2 separate regions of the Homo sapiens genome follow, and region 1 is linked to region 2. Evidence: read pairs that join two places in POLR2A ChIA-PET (ENCODE). Cell type or tissue: OCI-LY7. All regions are shown on one strand. Links, peaks and the distances in the headings refer to the core of each region. The heading gives the core; the rest is flanking DNA.

The links. Peaks named below come from ENCODE experiments on the same cell type or tissue, not always from the same donor. Only the 100,000 strongest peaks of a DNase experiment are listed, where the experiment ranks them.
Region 1: POLR2A ChIA-PET joins it to region 2 with 10 read pairs; 9 of 35 experiments call an interaction of 5 or more read pairs at or near these places.

The regions. Positions count from the first base shown.
Region 1 is chr6:52,532,362-52,540,698 of GRCh38, forward strand. It overlaps TRAM2 (translocation associated membrane protein 2), which reads right to left. Exons shown (of 11, transcript NM_012288.4): 2 at 3,422-3,485. Among named protein-coding and RNA genes, the nearest start is that of TRAM2, 41 kb to the right of the region's middle. RefSeq lists enhancers at 4,609-4,658, 4,839-4,928, 5,179-5,238. In OCI-LY7, for the core only: CTCF peaks have their summits at 4,177 and 4,379; DNase peaks (open chromatin) are centred at 2,810, 3,540, 4,380 and 5,080; H3K4me3 peaks cover 3,153 bases; H3K27ac peaks cover 4,269 bases.
Region 2 is chr6:52,404,400-52,412,736 of GRCh38, forward strand. PAQR8 (progestin and adipoQ receptor family member 8) reads left to right here. Exons shown (of 2, transcript NM_133367.5): 2 at 1-3,378. Among named protein-coding and RNA genes, the nearest start is that of EFHC1, 12 kb to the right of the region's middle. In OCI-LY7, for the core only: CTCF peaks have their summits at 3,191 (motif pointing right), 3,394 and 4,053; a DNase peak (open chromatin) is centred at 3,202.

The DNA.
Region 1 (8,337 bases), core at 130-8,129, 130 kb after region 2:
AAATGTAATGAAAACACCAGCACAATGTTTGATGACTGGCTATCTCTATAGACATTTATAAACTGGTATTCTGATTTTTTTTTAATCCTGTGCATTTTATATTTACAAAACAACTTTAAATTTAGGGTTTATGGGTCATGAGTATTAAATGACAGAAGGTATTTTGGCAATACATACATAAAACCTTTACATACTACTTAACCCAGAAATTCCAGTAATAGGAAGTTATCCTAAGAAAGTCATCACAAATAAATGTAAAAATTTAGCCACAAGAATGTTCACTGTAGTACTATTTACAATAAAAACAGGAAACCTAAATATCCATATGGGGCTGATTGGATAATTTGTGGTAATCCCTATTAAGAAACATCCTGCAGCTTTTCAGAATATCTGGTTAAATGGAATGATAATCGAGGACACACAAAAAGGTTCATCATATTATAAAAACAAAAAATTGTGTTATAAATCAATATTCCAAAACGTTCTAACTTTAGTTTTTTTCTGGGTGATGGGGTCCTGTGTAACTTTTATCTTCTTATGGTTTTCTGTGTTATAATTTTTCTCTAAGAGTTATATATCACTCATATAAATGTATTTTGAAAAAGTGTTTAAGAATAAATTTTAACTAGTCACAAAAGGTCAAATACTATATATGATTTCACTTATATGAGGTACCTAAGGTAGTCAAATTCACAGAGACAGAAAATGGAATGGGGGCTGTTGGGGGCTAGAGGGGGTGGGGAAAGGGGAGTTAGGGTTTGGTGGGCAGAGTTTCAATCTGCAAGATGAAAAGAGTTCTGGAGATAGATGGTGGTGATGGTAGCACAACAATGTGAATGTACCTAATGCCACTAAGTTACACACTTACAAATGGTTACGATAGTACATTTTATGTTATATAGATTTTACAATTTTTTTAAACTAAAAAATAAATCAGTAAATCTTGAGTACAGCCAAGTCTCTGTTATTAGGATTTTCAAGAGGCAAGAGTAAATAAGCCCGGATTTGACTTAGAACACATAGCCCTGAGCCACATCATCCACGTGCCCCCCAGCACTAGAGTGTGCCCTGGGATGAGCGGGCATCTGTCTGCTTCCTGACCACTGGTGCTGGCCACATGTTTCCTGGCCCACTGAGGACAGAGATGCTCTCCAGTCTCTTTAGTAGCATAGAGCTTTCTTCCTCTTTTGCCAATGTCCCTCAGTTTGACTCTCAGATGAAGAAACTGACTTGGTTGCCCCAGAAAAGCATGGCTTCCTTCCAAGCCTGGCCACAGTGACTGCAGGGGATGGTGGGCCCAGGAAAGATTCATGGCTATATCCTCCATGAGCCACAGGTTCAGGAATTTGCCCCCAAAGTCCTTTAGCTAGTAGCTGGCAGAGCCAGACAAGGAAAAGAATCTCACCTTAAAGTCAAGACAAGTCACCTCTCTACTATAAAGAGGAAAAGGCCGGGTGCAGTGGCACATGCCTGTAATCCCAACACTTTGGGAGGCTGAGGCGGGTAGATTACCTGAGGTCAGGAGTACAAGACCAGCCTGACTAACATGCTGAAACCCCTTCTCTACTAAATACAAAAAATTAGCCGGGCGTGGTGGTGCACATCTGTAATTACTTGGGAGGCTGAGGCAGGAGAATCACTTGAACCCGGGAGGTGGAGGTTACAGTGAGCCAAGATCGCGCCATTGTACTCTAGCCTGGGCAACAAGAGGGAAACTCCGTCCAAAAAAAAAAAAAAAGGCTGGGCACGGTGGCTCACGCCTGTAATCCCAGCACTTTGGGAGGCCAAGGTGGGCAGATCACCTGAGGTCGGAAGTTCGAGACCAGCCTGACCAAAATGGAGAAACCCTGTCTCTACTAAAAACATAAAATTAGACTGGCACGGTGGCGCATGCCTGTAACCCCAGCTACTTGGGAGGCTGAGGCGGAAGAATCGCTTCAACCCGGGAGGTGGAGGTTGCAGTGAGTCGAGATCAGGCCATTGCACTCCAGCCTGGGCAACAAGAGTGAAACTCCATCCAAACAAACAAACAAACAACAACAACAAAAAGAATAAAGAGGAAAGAACTAGGTTCAGCAAACAAAAGTCCTTCCTTTGTTCATCAAGAGGCTGCCCAGGACTTTGCCACTGAGAAAGGAGCGATACTCTGGTGCTGGTGGCGGGATCGGAGAACCCCTAAGTTGCAGACCTGTGCCCGAGGGCTGGACTCAGCCTTCAGATGTGTTGGTTTGGTTTACACAATGTTGACCCGCATGGTGTTTGCAGAATTTCTAAATTAGTTGGCAACATTTAAAAATCAGAGTATTTCTACCTAAAAAGAGATTTCTTTGGATTCTTTTGTAGGGGGTGGAAAAGGAAGCTCTTAGGCTCACAGGTTTTACACTCCTATGTGACAATTGGCTGGAAGTGAGCAGCAGCTACTCCTTTAGATAGACCCTCTCCCCTGTCCAGTTCAGCGATTTACCTGCCTGGCCTTGCTGCTCCTTGAGCTGTAGCCCCTCAACTGTACTGGGAACTGCCTGTGAGGCCGCTCTGGTACCTGGCATGATGCTGGCTGGGCTCCCTGTAAGTGCTTGGAAATGCTCAGCCACTATGGGGGAAGCTTGTGATGCAGCAGCTCTAGTCAGTGAGCCTTAACAACAGTCCTGTGACAAGACTTGTGGCTGGGCCTGAGGTTTGGTCCTTACCCCAACCCAGTCAGAGTGCAGCACCCTGGGCCCCAACCATGCTTCCATGCACTATCAAAACGCAACATCCTGCCCATTCTCCTCTGAAAATGTTAAAAGGAAGCCATGCTCTGGAGAACAGATCAATGGTCATGATGCCTCACATCCTGTCTCCAACAGAACTCAATGTTAGATGCTTTGGAGAAAGGAGTAGGAGCTGCACAAAGCACCACGTGGTGCAGCAGGTCCTCTTCTGATGAAGAAGACAGAGAGCAGAAGAGAGGGAAGTTCTTAGCGGTTAATGCTGCACCACTGCAATCTCAGTGGTGGAGGCTGCCAGAGGCTGGTTGAAATATCTAAAAAGATTGTACACAGCTAGGCGTGGTGGCTCATGCCTGTAATCCCAGCACTTTGGGAGGCCAAGGCAGGTAGATCACGAGGTCACGAGTTCGAGACCAGCCTGGCCAACATGGTGAAATTCCTTCACTACTAAGAGTACAAAAATTAGTAGGGCGTGGTGGCACACGCCTGTAATCCCAGCTACTTGTGAGGCTGAGGCAGGAGAACTGCTTGAACCTGGGATGTGGAGGTTGCAGTGAGCCAAGATTGTGCCACTGCACTCCAGTCTGGGTGACAGAGCAGAGACTCCGTCATGGGGGAAAAAAAAAAAATTGTACACAGATGGGGAAAAGGAAGCTTTCCAGGTCCTTCAGGGTTAACAGGGCCAGGAGAAGATGGAGACCAGTGATTCTTACCTGCTGTAGGCACGCTAATGTTATACTGAGGTAAAATAAATAGAAAGGCAGTCTTGGCTGTGACCTGTAAAACAAAGGAAAAGAGTTCCAGTTTAGCTTTTGGCCACATCAAAAGAAACAAGTGGAAGCTGCTAACCGCCCCTTTTACATCTTAGACCCTCAAACCTCTTGACTGAACGGTTCTGCCTAATGCAGAGTTAGCATTAGTTTTTGTTCTATTTTTCTTTAATGACATACCTCTCAATACCTGTACCCTGGGACTCAGATGGTATCTAGACTGGTACTCACTGCAGATGAGATGAAACAAGCTGTGCATGGCAGGACAGGAGCTCACAAGTGAATAGTACAAATTTGTCAGCCATTCGTTCATTCAGATATTTATCAGTTTAGTTCTGTGCATCAGCATTGTGGAAGACAGAAACTAATAAATAAAGTCACAACCTTCAAGAAGGTTAGGACCTAGCTGAGGTTTCCACAGCACTTTGGCTGCCTGTGCATTGGAGAGCAGCCCTGAAAGTCGACACCTGAGCTTCAGAAACAGAGAATTCCAGCTGCTAATTTCACATCTACCTTACTGGGAGGCATGGGGCCAGAAGTAACATCCCACATTCCTGGTTTGTTTATTTCAAAAACTGCCTTTAAAATCTTAGTTGTGCTGTGAAACAAAAAACTGTGGTTGCCACCTAGTTATGAATGGCCAAATCAGTACTGTGACAGTTTAGCCAGCAGGGGAGGGATGACAAAACCTGGGGGTTTGAAGGTTGGACTCAAGAATCGACTACCTGGGTTCAAATGCCAGCTCTGCCATTTTCTTGCTATGTATCTACCAGCAAGTAATCTTATACGCTGAGCCTCAGTCTGCTTGTCCATAAAATCAGGGGTGCTTGTAATACCTCAGCTAGTTTGGGTACTACAGACTGGTGTGGCGCTGGCCCAGCTGCTAGCGTTGTTCAAAGCTCCCCAGAGGTTTCGGATGTGCAGGTGGGCCTGAGAACCACCATCCACACTGTTCTGAAACCTGCAGCAAGGCCAGGTGAGGAGGCAGCCCAGGACCAGGCCTTTCCCAAGGGCCCTCTGGAGACACCTCGTCAATAAAGGGGTGCTGGTTCTTCTCTAACAGAGGTTTGAAGGATGCACATGTGAGGGATAGGGTGGAGGACAAACACACTGGACAGTGGCAAAGGCAGCATGGAAATGAGTGAATGATACATCACAGATGCCCTGTGTTGCCCAGACATGCCAGTGAGAGGTCACTATCCTCAGCTACCTCTAGAGACAACCCTCTCCTTTAAAGAGCAAATCTCCCCACTCCCCTGGTCAACAAGACCCATCCCATTCAGTGGGTGTCATTTACTCTGTACACAGAGATGCAGGACAAGACTTCTCGTGTCTTTGTGCTGCAGCCTTAGACATGTCCTATCAGGCTTGCAGGGAAAAACCCAAATGAGATTAGCTAAGAGGAGTGATAGAAAACACCAAGCCCTATCCGAATATACAGGTCTTCCTAATCCCCACCCTAAAACCTTATTACCTTTGGTCAAGACCTTTTTCAGTGTTCTCGACCTACCTTCCTGTCCAACTGCCTGTATTTTCTTTAGAACAGATGTGCTGGGTTTCAGCCAATATATTCTACTCACCACTTCCTTTGGGGAGTTTTAGCCACTCTCAGTTTGCGTCCTACCTTTCCTATACCCACCACCACACACACACAGCTCTCCTGATTAGAATCTCACACATCCCTTCATGACCCACCTCAATTGTAACCTCTGTGAAGCCATTCCCAGCTGTTCAAGGGGCATGATCTCTGCTTGCCGGATGCACTCTGTGTCATGCTCTGCTGTATTTATCATTTCCATACCCTTGTTCATAGTTCTCATCAGGCTCTCACCTCCTCCACAGTTCTCATCAGACTCCTCACAGTCCCACAGGCAGGGACTGTGCCGTCCCGTTCCCATTTATCCTCGCAGCCCCTCTTACGTAAGGAGCCCAGATGCACACAGTAAGTGCTCAGTAACGGCTCATTGCTTAAGATGAAAAATCAAAAGCCAAGTCAGCTTCACTCAGCTGTACTTATTCCCCCTCTGTCGTGGGAGCTGCCCCCAGTGCCATCATCCAGGCTGTCCTCTACCATCAACGGCCTTCTCTGTGAGACCTTTCCAGGCACTAAGCCACCTGAATCCAGCTCTGCCACAGAGCCCCTCCTGCCCACGCTAGCCATGTTGGCTCTCCCTCTCTGAACTCCACTCATATAGGTCATTCCTGGCCCAACCACCTAACACTTCATATTGTCTGACATGACTCCTCTGAAAATAAACCTCATCTTCTCAGCCTGAAATCCCTGTGAAGGAAGATCAGAGGAGTTGGAAGAAATGAGAGAAAGGAGGAGCCAGGAGAAAGCAGGCAGGCATAAACCAAACACTCTACCCTGCCTAGGCACATATCTCCCACTTGATTTCATTCAAGAAATGCACATGTCTTTTAGAGCACAGGGTGGAGACCTCTGTGGGGCTTGGGTTGTCTGCCATCCATTCTCCTCTCTTAATGGCACCAGGGTTTCCTGAGGGAAGCCTCTCTCCAGCTGTGTGTGGGCATAGGATGTGTGTGGGGTCACTACGGGGGATGGGAGGATGGAGGGGATAGACCCTCTCCTCAGGGCAGGAGCTGGGCCAACCGGACACCCTGCCCTGGGCTCTGGGTCTTGGGCGGGTATGAGGAGGTGCTGCTGGCCCCCACAGAGCCTCCTTCAGTTGGCCAGGGTCCACTTCTAGGACACATTATCATTCAATGGGAAGAGCACTGGTGTTCAACTCCGGCTGCACATTAGAATCCCTGGGGGAGCTTCTAAAATCTCTGTGCCTGAGCCACACCCCAGCCAATTAAACCAGACTCTTTGGGGCATGGGCATTTTGTCAAACTCCCCAGAGCATTCCAATGCGCTGCCAAGTCTGAGAACTTTTGCATTTTTTTTAAAGGAAGATAGACATCTGGTATGTGGGCTCTACATATATTCTTGCCCTCACCCAACATATACAGTTAACTGTCATCATTCACATGAATTATGTTCTCTCAAGTCACTGCAAACACTGAATTAGTGAACACTGAAACCTTGTTCCTGGGAGAAATACAGGGTTAGGTTCCTGCAAGCCTCTGGTCCCATTTTTGTCAACAGATCAATTCATAACCTTGTTTTATGTGTGTTTCTGTTTAAAGACACCTAATTTAACATATATTGTTGATTCATTAACATTGAATTCATGGCCAACAGCGCCATAACTCATGCCAGAATAAAGCTTGTCTAACCACATATGCTATCTCCATGAGGCACATCATAGTCATCCTACGCTTAGGATGCTAGACAGCACTTCTGCATGACAGTTGGGGGCCATTTTTAAATAGTGAAATCACCAAAAAGCAGCAGAAAAATGCAAAAAATGTGGCACTAAAGAGACTACGAAAAGGACATCTGTCTACAGGATGAGAGCCGGAACTGGAGGCAGAGTGTCGCCTTGTTTGGCCTCAACTGGGAATGTGAGTGTTGGGCAACCCAAAAGTGTTTGCAGCTCTGCACATCTCTGTGAATGACCAAAGAAGCTGATTTGGGGGTTACAAATAAATCTCAGCAAGTAAGCGAATTTGCAAAAACAAAATCCACAAATAATAAGGATCAAACGTATCAGGGAAAACCTGAACGTCAGCACCATGAGGGCCAAGATTTTTTTTCTTTTTTAACAACTGTATTCAGGTATAATTTACACAACAAAAAAAAAAAATCACCCATTTTAAGTGTACAGCTCTAAAGCATTTATCTTTATTTTTAAACTGTCTCTTCCTTGGGGAAACATAAGCTGTAGGAGCGTGGGGATCTGACCTGCCTTGATGATCTGACTTGCCTTGTTTGAGGTGCACATCCATGGATGGCTTCAAACTGCCCCAGAACAGAGCGGCACTCAGCAAATGCTTAAATGAACACAGTGACTAAGCAGGAGAGAGTCGGTGCTGTGCTCAGCTATCTGACCCTCATCCTGTCATCTGTCCACGATTATTCTTCTCTGTATGTCTTCTCTCTCTCGGTCTGTCCCAGAGCTGGGTGAATAGTAGGTTTCTCATAAATTCCTATTTGACAAACTCATACTGTAAGCAGCTATAATATTTAGTGACTACAGATGAATGCTTAACATGTTTTCTGAACATGATTCTGAGAGAACAGGATCTACGGCCATAATCATGACAAAAATACTAGATCCCAGTATTTTTCCATCCCTAGCCCCCCTGGTAGTAGCAGCAGAAACCATTCTAAAAAGTGCAACTTTCTCTGTAAACAGCCATGCTTGCTCCCACATTACCATATCTCAACAAGATGGTGTCAGTTTCCCTGGTTTATAGATGAAAAAGCCAAATTTGGGGCACAGAGAGATAAAGTAGCCTCCCGAGACCTCACAACTATACAAGCAGAAAAGGCAACATTCAACTTGATTTTTTAAAAACCTTGTCCCAAAAACAAACTTAGGAGGCACACAATACTGCACATAGAATAGAATGGTAATGTAAAATGGAAGCAGGAAAGAACACAAAAAATATGCATTTTAGGCAAAGAAAAGAAGCAAGGAATGAGGCTGATCCACAAAAATGCATTCCAGGAAGTCCTACTCATTGGCTAAAGGTGGCCAGAAATTTGGCTCCAAGCTTTTCTGCAGCCACCTGAAGGAGTGATCAGCTTCTAGATTGACCACATCCATCCATTAAAAAAGCAAAAAGCACTAGTCAAGAGCAGACTTACTTCTTCAGCCTTCTTCTGTGCCTTAAAAGGTCCTTTAGCACCCCAAGTCTTCACTCCATGACCCTCTCCCGACCTCAGACTAGGGATGAAACCACTAACAAGTCCCTCTCCGCAAGCACCAGCTGAGTTCCTGTAGCAC
Region 2 (8,337 bases), core at 161-8,160:
ATAGCTGCAGTGTTTGAAAGCCAAAGGATTTAAGAGTTTTGTTGTTGTTAATAAAAGGAATACTCCTTTTCCTTTTGGATCATAGCTTAACAAGGCACAGGAAGGGAAGGGATCTTGACTAAGATTCATGAGACATTGAATTAAGGAGAATCATCTTCATGCCTGAAAATTTAGCAAAATTCCGACTATGGCCTCCAGGGGCAATTCCTAAAAGCTGAATGGATAATAAAATTGGACTGGAAAGTAAGTAGGTGGCTGGTCCTCACCCTGTTGGAATGGCTATCCTACTATGCTGTTCTTTGGTAATGGAATAAATTGACCCAAGGACCGAATTTCATTTGGATTTCAAATTGTCCAGAGTGGAAAAGCCTTCAAGATGACATGATGAATTACTCAGTTCATCTGATTTCTGGTCCCTCCTTTCTCGACAACTATAATACTAACCCTTTTCTCAGGATAACTGTCTACACCTGGCAGTTTTCTCTGACGTGCTGTTCACTCACATCCCTACCTTGCATGGTAATATAAAGGACTAGGAAGCAGTCATACTTCCAGGAAATGCTTGGATTCATGTGGACATTCAGGAAGCTTATTCTCATATAATACTAATCTAAACAGTACTAGAAATTACAGTGCCAAGAGCCACCAGGAGGCCCAGCCAATAAGCATAGATACTATATGGTATCATGGGACCCATCTATTTTTTACCAGTGGACTACAGGATTACTTGAGAGTTATCAGGGCTGCCTAACAGACCAGGAGATCTGGGGGTTGCACCAGGGAATCGCCATATTTGACCAGCATGTTTTAAAAGCTCTTGGTAGGATTAGTTGGTTCTAAGGATCCCTCTAGGGACCTCATTATTTCAAGAGGAACCCAAAGTCCAGCCTCCTACATAGATGCTGCCCCACGAAGGACCCACAAAACTAACCTAGTTCAGGGTTCTCAGGCAGGCAGTTCTGCTTCAGCTTAGAGCAGAACCCATAAAATACTCAAGTACTGGGATAGGCAAGCATGTGTGTTTACTGTGGATTGGTCCCTGAAGGCTCCTTTGGGTGAGAACATGTGAACCAGGCACCCTGGTTTGTTTGGAGCATTGCTGCCCAGAAGCTTCTATGGGATAGGTGGTGCTTGGGATTGATGTGTTGTGGCCATGCAGCCCTCCCTGAGGATTGACTTCTGCACTAATCCAGTGAAGGAGGCTGTGTCAAAAGAAGGGCTCAGAAGCCCTCTTTTCAGAGGCAATGATTCCTGTCAGTATGAGGTCCCTTAGTTACTAAAAAGGGACATGATTTAACTCCAGTTTGATGAACCTCCTCCGAGTTTACTTTATTGTCTTCAAATCTTTTGTTTTCTTCCTTTTTGTGAGATTTGTGGGTTTTGTGCCTTATAAATGGAAATGTATGAACACAATATATGCTCATGTAGAATTTTCTGTTCTGGGTTATTGGGATAAGAAAAAATATATATTGCTCTTCAACTAGTGAATGAAAGAAACTTCAGAAAGCTAGAATTGCTTATCAATCAAAAGACTTTCTCAATCTATTTTGGCCACAAACAAACATATTCAACTGAAGCTTTCCAATAATCTTTATATCAAGAAAGCATGCGTCTTGTCAGCTACATTGTTTTCTTAGATGGATTTCTCCTGTTAATCCTCAAATATCTGAACTTCTGTGTTACCCAAGTGTCTTATACAAGCTTCTGGTGTCTAGGACAAATTTATGGCAAATAAAATTAGCAAAACTGAACTGGGTTGAACTGAACAAGAGGATGGGGGAATTGTGCAAATACGTTGTTAGTAGAAGGTCAATTTAAAATAGGGACTAGAAATTATTTGAAGTTTTCTTTATTACGGATTCAAAGACTTATTTTGAAAGTTGGAAGGAGAAGGGAGGGAAGAGAGCAGAAGGGAAGAAGGTGTAAGTCAAGCTCTTGAATATAACTGGTGGTATTGTGGGCAGAGATCTTTAGTTCAAATCCACGTATTTTTTAAAAGAGAGAACCGGAGGTAGAGCAATGATCAGATGGGTGCACAGACCAGTGCCAATCTGAACATTGTTAATGGCCTGTGACATGATGAGCACAGGAACAGGCATGAAGATATTGCCATACAATTTTAATTTATACAAGTATTGGCCCCTCAAGTGGTTGGAAATTTTTTTTTTAATCTCTTTTTCTGAGACAGGGTCTTACTCTGTCGCCCAGGCTGGAGTGCAGTGATGCAATCACGGCTCACTGCAGCCTCGACCTCCCCAGCTCAAGCAATCCTCCCACCTCAGCCTCCTAAGTACCTGGTACTACAGGCGCGTGCCACCACACCTGGCTAATTTTTGCATTTTTTGTAGAGACAGGGTTTTGCCACGTTGCTTAGGCTGGTCTTGAACTCCTGAACTCAAGTGATCCGCCCACCTCAGCCTCCCAAAGTGTTGGGATTACAGACATTAGCCATCACGCCTGCCCTAGAAACAGTTTTTTAATAGGAGATATTTGAGAGGCATTGAGGTAGGAGACTCTATGACATGCCCTCAGAATATCAGAATCTTCTTAGAAATAAACTAGGAAATGCAGATGTTTTTAACTACTCAGACTTTTGAGGAATTAATCCTTTTAAAACATTTTTGTTAAAGTTAGTGTATCAGTAAGAAACAGACCTAGTTTAAAAGGAATAATCAACAATTTTATAAAGGAGATGGCTTATTCAACCATAGCCCCTCCAACATATCTACTGGAAATTCTGCTGGTTAACTTTATCTCTCTCTCTCTTAATTTAGACTTTCAACCTATGAAAATGTAAATACCTTTGAAAAAACTAAACTATCAGTCATTTACATCCTCTCATGAATGAAATGCAGTGTAGGGAGAGGAGATGGCAGGACACAGCAAACAGGACACATTTGCCTGCTTCTCTCTTGCCTAATTCTTCCTGACCTGTATTTACTGATGCTTAATAATACTTGTAAGACTCTAGGGGTTCATTTCCCATTTCAGCGGAAAGTACTTCACTCAACAACAATATTCTCAAGAGTCTTCTACTGGAAGCTAGAAAGAAATAGGAATTTAAGTCCATAGAATGAAGGTAGTTATTCCTGCCTGTGTTGCCCACCTGTTCACAAAAAGTACCTTTATGCTTGAAAACATTAGGTTCTTTGGTTACTGCACTGTAGTTTCAAATGGATCCTCCAGATGGCATTCATGTCTTACTCAGAAAGGGCACTGCCATTGTCCCCAAGGCTTCTGTCTACTAATTCTATTGGTCTTGTGTTTTGCTTGCTTGGCAAAAAAAAAAAAAAAAAAAAAAAAAAAAAAAATGGAGCTATTTTCTGTCTATATAAATCTACTTATATGAATAACCATTAAAGTGATTTTGTATATGCATTGTTGTAGTGTCAGCAGTTTAAAGAAACAGCTACTTTGTTTCTTTGACAAGGTCTTAACAAGGACTACCCTGAAGAGGCCCCCTCTGAAAGGTTTTATTTATACAAACATTGTCAGGAAAAGGAGGTCAGGACACTATCTCTACCAAGAAGCAGGAAAGTATAAAAACTTTTAAAAAATCTCCATGCCTTATCCCCCATACACATATCCCCCATACACACACCCTAATACCTACTTGTGAGTAGAACAAATTGCTTCCCCACAAAATGCTATGAAGTTGATTTCTCTGAAGATTTCAATGTAATTAAATAAATATTCCTAGTTTCATAGATGATAGTGTAAAAGATTTCAACATTTTTAATTCATTGGCTACAATTTTATAAATGTAAAAATTATGAATTATACTATGATTTAACTATAGCAGGTACTACAATGTACGTGTTGTGAAATGTGGCATCTATTAACCAACTAATTATGTAGCCTTCAAAGTTAGATTAAAAGAGCTGTGTAAAAGGTGATTCTCTAGGCACTGCTGAAGCTGCAACTGCAGCTTCAGGCTATAGTACTATCATAATCACTAAGAAAACAGCATTTCTATGGCTAGAGGCTCCACTGGTCGAATTATGGTTGTCACTCTTGCCCAAACCCTTTTTTTTTCACCAGCAGGGGCCCCAGGCAGTTTGAAAATCCTTCTGTTGTTACTGTTACTAGTTTAACCACTCTTCAGTTATTAATTTAGCAAGAATTTATTGAGCACCTATTGGTGAAAGGTACCACCTTGGCTCTGGAGACACCACAGTGTGGAAAAACACACTCTGTGGGCAGAGAGTCTGCCGTCTGCTAAATGAGGACCAGTATCTTTTCCTTGGGCCATGAGGGTCCCTCTCCCCGGATCGTGGTTCCAATCACAGCCTGAGGGCCAGGAGGCTGGGACCTGGTTTGGGCCAGAACTTCTTCATAAGGATTAAGCCCTCTCTCCCCTTTACCTCCAGAGGTTGGAAACATCTTCCCCTGTAGCAAGGCAGTCACCTTAAAGCTGCCTCTACTTCCCGTTACTCCTGCTACTTCTCCGACCCTTCTCACTACCCTCTAGTTGTTTTAACTCAGTCATGGGGATCCTTGACACATCCAGACAGAGAGAGAGAGAAGGCCTAAATTTCCACAAGCAGTAGCGACTTCCCAGGTACATAAAGTCCCATCCTTCAAGGAAGAGGATGTGTGGTTCCAACCTGAATACAGGTTCCTAACTTGGTAAGTTGAAAACAGCATGCTGCACTCTGGCTACCTCCTTAAAACAATAACCATATCCTTTGTGGAATTATTATAGAAGTAATTTAACATGGAAGGAAAATCATTGCATTAAAAAGATAATTCATTTAAATATTAACTTTGGGAGCATATCTATCTATGGTAAGGGCTTTTCTTACATAACAGGATTCTCACTGGAAGAGGTATTCACTATATTTTAAGATTCCAAGAGGCCTGGACCATATGGAAGGCTACAGAATAACAGCTCAAATTTTATTGTGCATTATGATTTCTAAAACATTTCCACATCAATATGAGCTTCTAAACTGTATGAGGTAAGTAAGGCCAAACAGGTCTCCATTGAACTAGGAAACACTAGAAAGGTCAAGTGACTGGTTTGAAGCCACACAACTAGTTATAATGTTTAAACTCATTTTTCCTTCAGAAAAATTCACGGTCCAGCTAATCAGAAACATCAGCACCAAATACTTGCAGAGCTTTTTACAGCAAATGAAGCACTTTTATGCATTATGTACACTTTGACATAATCTTTTAACTTTTGATCCTAATATCTCATGCATAGCCAGGGTTGCATCATTTCTTTTTTGAGTTAAAGTGACTTCACTCCACCCACATCCTTGGATGCAGAATAAAGCATTCATTGCATCACAGAGGCTTCTCAGAACCCCAAAGTTCATTGTCCATGGGCCCTTGGGGACTGGATTATAAAGTCAAGTCCTACTCTCCAGTCAGTTTCCTGAAAATATGTTTGGATCCTTGGATGAGAAAGTCCTGCCAAATCTCAAATCCTCCCTTTTATCTTTTGATGGGATTGTCAGTTCTTTAAACAATCACCTTTCCCCGGGATTTTGACAAGAGATATGAACTTGAACATGGGATTTAAAAAATGTTTCTCTGCCATATGAAAGAGTTTTGCAGACTTACTAGAAAGCACAAAAAAGTCTTTGATTATTTCTTAAAGCAATATATGCTTATTAAAGAAACTAGAAAAGTAGTAAGAAAAGATAATCCTTGGATCCATCAGTAAAATAAAATCCCTGTTAGGGAAAAATAAGGCTTATGTCAAAATATTGTCAATGATAAAAGGTGTAGCAGTGTCATGTAAAGATTCCTGAAAAAACAGATATTGTAAACTAGAAATTTTAAGCAGCCTAGTATTTTATTCTTTAAGTTACAAAATCAACCGTCTGGCTCAGTTTACAGGAGTACCGAGAATGACATTACACTCCCTTCTGACATTATATTATGTAGGTAATTTGATGTTGTTGTGGCTGATACTGGCTCATTAATCCAAGCCAATGATACATTGTCTCTCATGTTGAAAGAATTGCATGGAATGTTTCTCCTGAATCAAGCTCTCAGAGAGGACTGTGCTAGAAATACCTTTACTGGAGGTAAGGACTGGCCTGCTGAACCTGTGAGTATGTGGATTCATTGTCAGTCCTTCCACAGTGACCACTGCTGGATACCAGGCTCTGTTCTAGGCACCTGGGATACAGGAATGAATAAAACACACAAATTCCTGCCCTTATGGAGAAACAATGAACCAAATCAATAAATTATATATTAGAAGATAACAGTGCCAAGGAGAAACAGAGAGCAAGGAAGAGAGATAGACTGGAGAAATTGGTAAGTGTGCCATTTTAAACAGGATCAGGGAAGAATACCAAAAAAGGTGATGGAGCCAGCTCTGTTTCTCACCCAGGCAAAGGGAAGAAGTGCAAGGGCTCTGAGCCTAGGGCATGCCAGGAATGGCCAGGAGGGAAAATGCAGAGAGGGAAAATACAGCAGAAGATGAGGACAAGTTGTATAGGTCTTGTGAAGAATTGCTTTTACTGTGACTTTGGGAATGGGGTATGTGAGGAAGAATTCTGTCCAAGGAAATTCAGGGTAGCTATCTATCGATATGGATTAATTACTAATTGCACATTACTTTGCCTTTAGGAAATAGAGCAAATTCTGTTTCCTGCAATATGCACAAAACCAGACTGACATCAAGTTATTCCATGTGTAGGCCAGCAAACTCTGTGTTCCTGTGGCCACACTCTCATGCTTGCAGAATTCTTCCCAGATTCCTCCCAGAGCATTTTTAAAGTGCCCAGAATGTTGACCTCTGCTTCTGACATAGGCTTTGAATGTTTTCTCATTCTTTGGACACTAGTTTGTACTCTGGATAATCCTCTGGGCAGAAATGACATGACATGTCTAAGGCAGAGCCTATAAATTGGGGATAATAACAGTTTACATTATCTAGTACTCACCACTTGCCAAGAACTGAGCTGAGCTGTTTTCCTAGATTCCTTCATTTAACCCTCATAGTAGCCCTGTGAGGTAGGCACTAATACTGCCTCCATTTTGCAAATGAGGAAACTGAGGCATAAAGTAAATTTGCCCACAACTACCTGGCTCTTAAGTAATGGAATCTCACAGACACTCAGGCCTTTGAATCCAGAGTCTATATTCTTAGCCACTAAAATTAAGTGAATGTAGAAGATTCTTTCCTCTAACTTCTCACATTGTCACTTGTGTGAACCATAAAAAGTTTAAAATTAAGAGGGAAGTGTAATGTAGATTTCCATCTCCCCACCCCTGATAAATGAAGTAAACCTAAGGATGCAGTTCTCATTTTATTTCTAGACACTTTAGCCAAGCAAAAGTCCTTATACTGTTATTGTCGAATGGTACCAAGGCTGAGATTCCTAAGTGTATTTTGTGCTAGAATACAACATGGCGCTACTCACATTACAATCTCAGAAGCCCTCTGTAATGACCTGAAGGATCTGAAGGACAGAAACTCACTTTAAGAACCACTGACTTCAAATTATTTTTGCATGCTTCTCTAATGTTTATAAAATGACTCTAGTGAATACTTTCTCATCTTTAGGACCTTTTAATATATCTTATTCCTCATTAAAATAAATTTGAGCATGATTCCAGGCTAAACAAATTTCTTAAAGACAGCAATGGCAACATGCAAAATATCTCCATCTAGTGTTTTCTCTTTTCTAAACAAGAACAAATTATCTTGGAATCTGACTAATTTTGCTCCAGGAAAAATACCTTTGCACACAGTACCCGGCACAAAGTTTGTGTTCGGAAAGTGCTAGTGGTAATCACACAGTCATTATTTCTTTTTCTATTTTTTTTTTTTGAGATGGAGTTTTGCTCTTGTTGCCCAGGGTGGAGTCCAGTGGCGCAATCTCAGCTCACCACAACCTTTAGCTCCCAGGTTCAGGCGATTCTGCCTCAGCCTCCCTAGTAGCTGGGATTACAGGCATGTGCCACCACGCCCCGCTAATTTTGTATTTTTAGTAGAGACCAGGTTTCTCCATGTTGGTCAGGCTGGTCTCGAACTCCCACCCTCAGGTGATTCGCCCGCCTCAGCCTCTCAAAGTGCCGAGATTACAGGTGTGAGCCACCGCACCTGGCCCACAGTCATTATTTCTATCACTTCACGCTGAGCAGGGTGTTGTGAGTTCTGCACAAATTCATCCACACTCTCCAAGGGCTCCCAGACGTCTCTCACCAGAACAGGAGCTCTCTGTCCTTGGGAGGGATTTTTCTCCACCCACAACGGAATAAGATGTAGTTCATCTTCCCTGGGAAATGGGGGATTTCTTGCTTTCCTCCACATTCCTTCCCTGACATTCAGTCTGCATGATCAAAGACTCTCTCAGGCATCAGGAAGAA